Regions from separate parts of the Homo sapiens genome. Here region 2 is linked to region 1. The links are chromatin loops, found by intact Hi-C in ENCODE. Cell type or tissue: PC-3. All regions are shown on one strand. Each heading gives the region's core, and the rest is flanking DNA. Links, peaks and the distances in the headings are about the cores only. Region 1 has its middle 320 kb from the start of CPXCR1. Region 2 has its middle 610 kb from the start of CPXCR1.

What was found. Hi-C counts contacts between places; a loop is a spot of excess contacts. Peaks named below come from ENCODE experiments on the same cell type or tissue, not always from the same donor. Only the 100,000 strongest peaks of a DNase experiment are listed, where the experiment ranks them.
Region 2: it touches region 1 in a loop (5-fold over the local background); 4 of 110 quality-filtered maps call a loop at or near these places.

Annotation. Positions count from the first base shown.
Region 1 is chrX:88,424,776-88,427,589 of GRCh38, reverse strand. No RefSeq gene overlaps it. Among named protein-coding and RNA genes, the nearest start is that of CPXCR1, 320 kb to the left of the region's middle. In PC-3, for the core only: a CTCF peak has its summit at 1,641 (motif pointing left); no DNase peak of the experiment used is centred there; H3K4me3 peaks cover 1,149 bases; H3K27ac peaks cover 467 bases.
Region 2 is chrX:88,134,574-88,137,387 of GRCh38, reverse strand. No RefSeq gene overlaps it. Among named protein-coding and RNA genes, the nearest start is that of CPXCR1, 610 kb to the left of the region's middle. In PC-3, for the core only: a CTCF peak has its summit at 1,474 (motif pointing left); no DNase peak of the experiment used is centred there.

The DNA.
Region 1 (2,814 bases), core at 229-2,728:
GTTAGATGTGGCCTAGTGACTGAGTTCTGGCCTGAAGAACACAGACGGAAGTAATATAAGCCACTTCCAAACATAGTCCACAAATCTATAATTTCTCCATTCCCTTATCTGACAGCTGGATTTTGACGCTTTTGGTGATCTTGAGAGTTAAGGATTGAAGCTGGCAGGGCCTGGATCTCCGAATGTCTGCATGAAGCAGAGTGCTTACCTCTATTTCCCACATCCCTTTTGCTTTCTACTCTTAATCCATTTGATTTTGGGCAAATAACCTCTTTAAGATTTAGTTTTCTCATTTGCAAGATGGAGAATATGGAAGTATATATTCAGTGGACTTTTTTGTGCAATGTAATTGAAAAAGCAGATGTAAAACACAGAGCCTGTCACATAGTAGGCATTTAAATGAATGAATGATGCAAGTATTAAGCAGAGGGCTATGCTTACAGTAGTAATCAATGTTAATATTCTACTTTTCTATAAAATACATGGTGGGATTTCTCCCCCAATTAAAGATAAAATAAAGGATTTAAGAAAAGACTGGAAAGTGCAAAATAACTGCTCTGTAGAGTATGCTGAGGAATCAATAAATGATGAAGAATATAATCAATCAGCATGAAACAATTACTCTGGCCAGTTTAAACAATTACACTGTGGAGTTGACTGGTGATACAGAGCTGAAAGTTGAAACACAGTCAAGGTTGAAAATTTCTAAAGGGTTGAAGAAATTTGAAATTAAAATCAAAGTTACCTTTTAGGCAAGCATCTTTCTTATTTCCCCACCTATGAAAAAGTATGCCTATTAGGTGAAAAGCTAATGTTAGACACTGAGAATACTTTCTAACTGCTCTTCCTAGTTCTTTAATTCAGCAACTTTGATTTTCAAAAGGTTTTACTTTTTTTTTTTTTTTTTTTTTTTGAGATGGAGTCTCACTCTGTCACCCAGGCTGGAGTGCAGTGGCGTGATCTCCGCTCACTGCAAGCTCCGCCTCCCAGGTTCACGCCATTCTCCTGCCTCAGCCTCCCGAGAAGCTGGGACTACAGGCTCCCGACATGACTCTCGGCTAATTTTTTAGTATTTTTAGTAGAGACGGGGTTTCACCGTCTTAACCAGGATGGTCTCAATCTCCTGACCTCGTGATCTGCCCGCCTGGGCCTCCCAAAGTGCTGGGATTACAGGGGTGAGCCACCGCGCCCGGCCCAAAAGGTTTCACTTTTTGAAAATCAAAATGGAAACTTCATATAGTCCAAAATCAAAAGAGAAACATGCTTGAGTTTATTGTAGGAATTATTGTAAAAGGAGAATCTCTTCCTTGTGTGATATTGTGTGTGTGAGTAGAACTAGATATATGTGCTTTTTCATTGCATGGATACTATACACCATTTTGTTTTCAAACTTAAATTTCCCAATTATTTGTCTCAAACCACTATTATGATTAGAAGTAAGTTTTTATGTTAGCATATTTATGGCAAACACTTGGGAGGAAACATGTAATAAACAGTATTCTAAATAATAGATAAGCAAACTTTTTACGGGGAATTTTAATCATCCTCTTATGAAACAAGAATGTAGTTAAAATATTAAACAATTTCTTAGTCTGCTTTCCTCGTTGAAAAAATTGTGAGAGTATGTTGCAAAATGGCTCCATCTGCTGACAGTTTGCAGTGCCCTGAATTCATCTTGAATTAAACATTTTATATTTGCCCTTTTCAAACGGCTTAAATGGAAGAGAAATTGAATTGGGTTCTGACATATTTGACAAGCGTGTAATTTTAAATAAGTTGTGGATGATTTTTTTTGTAACTAGAGTCCATGCCTTCTGAGTTATATTCTGTATCTACATTTTAGAGGAGAAAATGCTCACTATTAGAGTTGAACTTTAAAATATAGCCAATGTTTGATATCTGATACATAGATAAAATGCAGTTGAAAGAAAACATTTGAAATGTTGGCATTATGGAACATTTGAAGACAGGGAAAAAATTATTTAGAAAGGCAATGAATTCCCTGCAATGTGGGTCTTGAACGTGACAATTACAGTGTTGGTGGGTTCCTGGGACCAGTGATTTTAGTTGTCAATTAGCCTCAAAGCACTAAATACTAAACCAGTAAGCTCCTAATCCAAATGAGTTGGTGGCAGGGGTTAGGGTGTCTGAAATAACCATAAATAACAAAGAAAAAGGTGAGACCTGGTGGAAGAAGCTAAAACAGCTTAAGGGCAATGAGCTTTAAAGAAAAGGATTTCTTCAACCCCAAATTTCAACAGAACCTGGTTCAAATTTCAAATAAGGGTAGGAAAGTGCTGCTAATTCATCAGTTCCTTTTTCTTCTAAGTGATGCTGATCACTATTAGAAGATACAGAGATAATCTCAGCCACATCAGTACTGTGCAAATGATTTTACACAATGATTTTATACCTCTCCTGAGGTGCTTGTCAGTGTTTCGTGGAAAAATAGGCAACCTCTCATCTGTGATGTTTGATTCATAGCCCTTAGTTTTTGTTTGTTCATTTCTGATAAAACTTCAGGACTCAACTTTCTCCCATTGCACCTCAGGACTATTATTGTCAACATGCAAAATAATGGCTCAGGATGGTGAGGAGATGATATGTGACTGCGATTGGCATTGGAGTGGGCTGAGAAGAAAGCATTTCGTCCTTGTATTGTAGAATAACATAGGAAGAGGGGGCCCATAAAAATGCTCTGGAAAGATTTTGCCACTTTAGAAAGTTGACATCTTGGTATCTCCTCATAGCCTTCTCAATTTCCTCTTAATATCTGAGTACTCTTGGTATAATTTGTTTCTATCTGTCTGTCCG
Region 2 (2,814 bases), core at 310-2,809, 290 kb after region 1:
AAACGAGTGCATTGCCAAGGTCACCAAGCTGATGTGTTTAAATCAGAGCCAAAATAGAAGAGTGGCAATGAGGAGAAAAAAGAAATTACATATGGTCCCTATTTCCATCCAGGCCTGGTAACGGATCTTTGTATAAATATTCTCACGTAATCCTTCTGACAGCCTGGTGAGCTAAGTAGTATTATTATCTTGATTATACCACTGAGGTAGCTAAGATTTTGTTAGTAACTTTTCCATTGTTGACACAGTAAATTTTCTCGAACCAAGGCAGTCTGACTCCAAAACCCTTGCTTTTTCCACTATGCCATTCTGCCTCTAGTACTTTTTTCCTTACTTACTGTTTAATGTTCCTTTCTTATATTATTTTGCTGATGTTGTTGTTGTTTTATGAGAAACAAGACCAGCTAAAAGTGTAAAAATATTGGAAACCATGCCTTATGGCATTCCTATAATATCTATTATAAGATACCTACACTCCTTCACATGAAATTTCAGGCATATATAGCAATTACATGAAGACGAGAAACGTTAAAAACTTATAAAAGAATGATAATAATATACACAACCACTGGGGCATTCTTACTTTCCACAGGTGTTGAGTGTAAGATTAATAATTAATAATCCAATGGAAATAATATTGAATCTTGGGTTAGGAAGGAAAGGAAGAATTGTGCTTCTAGCACAATGATCACCTTGAGTACGGACTCCTATAAAGTTTTACTCCCATTATTCTTCTCTGAATCTTTGAATTATAAAATTTTAAAAGTGAGGAAGTTAGACTGTGTCAGGGATTTCCTCAAATCCACGTAAGGAATGCTGAGGAAATGAGAAAGAGCACAGAACTGGCTGGGCCCTAGTTTCTCCGCCTCCTCTGAAGCTGCAGCAGCTCCACCTTCTTTGGTTGTACACATAGGATTTCTGGTTAATATTTGATTTGATGTAAATATATTTCCACCAAAAACAATAAAAATGAAACATATTGATTATTTTTGAAGTCTCCTACAGTTTCATATCATATCTGTGGTTTCATCAGATTTATAATAAAAACTGTTTAAATCTGACAGAAAACAAAAATCTGTTTAAGTGAGAACACCTAGCCTACCTCTTTTTCCTCCTACCAATACATTTTCCCGAAAACACAGCAATATTTTTTCAACTAGTATAACATTTTTCATTTAGCAAATAATTATCAAAGTTTCTATTGTCTGTCAGAGTGGGTGTAAAGCAGGAAGAGTGAAAAGGAAACTAGAAAACATATGCAATTCTTTTTGAAATAGTAAGAACGCAAACAAAAGTCTCCTTTAAGACTAGCTGAGAGTAAGAAAATTTAATTAAATGGGTCCAAACGTGTAAGAATGTGCTTCAGACTAACAGGAGAAAGTGTGGTTGTGTGATTTCTCTTGCAATAATGCTTTATCTTTAATTATTTTTAACCATAAATGTTGGCACTACTCCATTTTTATTAGAAGAATCATACTGCCATCTAGTGATAACCTTGATGATGATTTTTTGCGTTGAAATAAGATGGTTATTTAAACCTGGGAACTCAGTAACAAATTGAAGAAAATTCCCAAAAGCAATATAAAAGTTTCAAAGCATTTGTGTCAGAGAAATTGTAAAACCTTTAACTGTCATTATGTATCAAAGAACATCAGCTATATTTTCAATTCCTTTTCTTTTTAGAATATTGAAAACCGATTTGTACCCTGGTAATCCGTAGTCGATAACTGATTTTGATGACTTTGTAGAGAAATGTCAATATCAGTTGGATCATCCTCAGTGTGTTGAAAAGAACTTACAGCAACAACCAGTGAGTCTATCTAGAAAAGCTTGTTTGATGTCATTGAGAAGGCTTCCCAGGGACCTTTTGTTTCCATATGTAACTCAAAGATACAGACCTTCAGAAACCATCTTTCTTAATTTCCTTGAGAAGAAACTTAAAGCAGGAATAATATGAGAATAGGTCACCACTCTTATAATTTTCACGTTTTGGTTACCCTTAGGACTTCAGTGTACTTCTATCCTGGTAAGTATTAACACTGCACGAATCACACAATTTGTTATTTTTGTTTTAATAAATGGTTGAATTACACTAGAACATAATGTAAAATACACCAGGATCCAATCATAACCTCCAAAACATAAACCCAAAATGTAAACATGATTATGCCTGTGAAACCTTTCTCTTCTCCTTCCTTATTCTTTCTCTGGTATCTTATTTATTTCTATGACTTCAACCATAATATTTATAAAGAAGACTCTTGAATCGTGTTACATGATAATTTGGGGATATTTGTTTAATCCTCATTGCCTAGTAAGATTTTGAAAGTATAAGTTCTAGTCTATGAATTTTTATATAATCCATAGTGCCATGCATGCAGGATCATCTCAATAATGCTTGTGGAATGATATTGGAAAGGAAGCAATAATTCTTCAGATATCACTGTGCATGTGAGGGAGTGGAAAGTGCCAATGTACAAGTAGGATTACTTCACTAATCTCAGTGCATCAATTCATATAAAACTGAGATCAATTTTAACATTTAACATTTGTGGTTAGTTAAAATTATCAGAAATGTGTTGCATAGCTTTTCTCTACGTAAACTTGAAATATTTAAGTGTTCAATATCTTCATATCACAGAATAAACAAAACATATCAAAACTATGACACAAAGGAACACACAGTATCAAAGGCACTAGTTTGACAACGGGCAAACCATTGCTAGTAAGTTTTTTTTGAGACGGAGTCTCGCTCTGTTACCCAGGTTGGAGTGCAATGGCGTGATCTCAGCTCGCTGCAACTTCTGCCTCCCT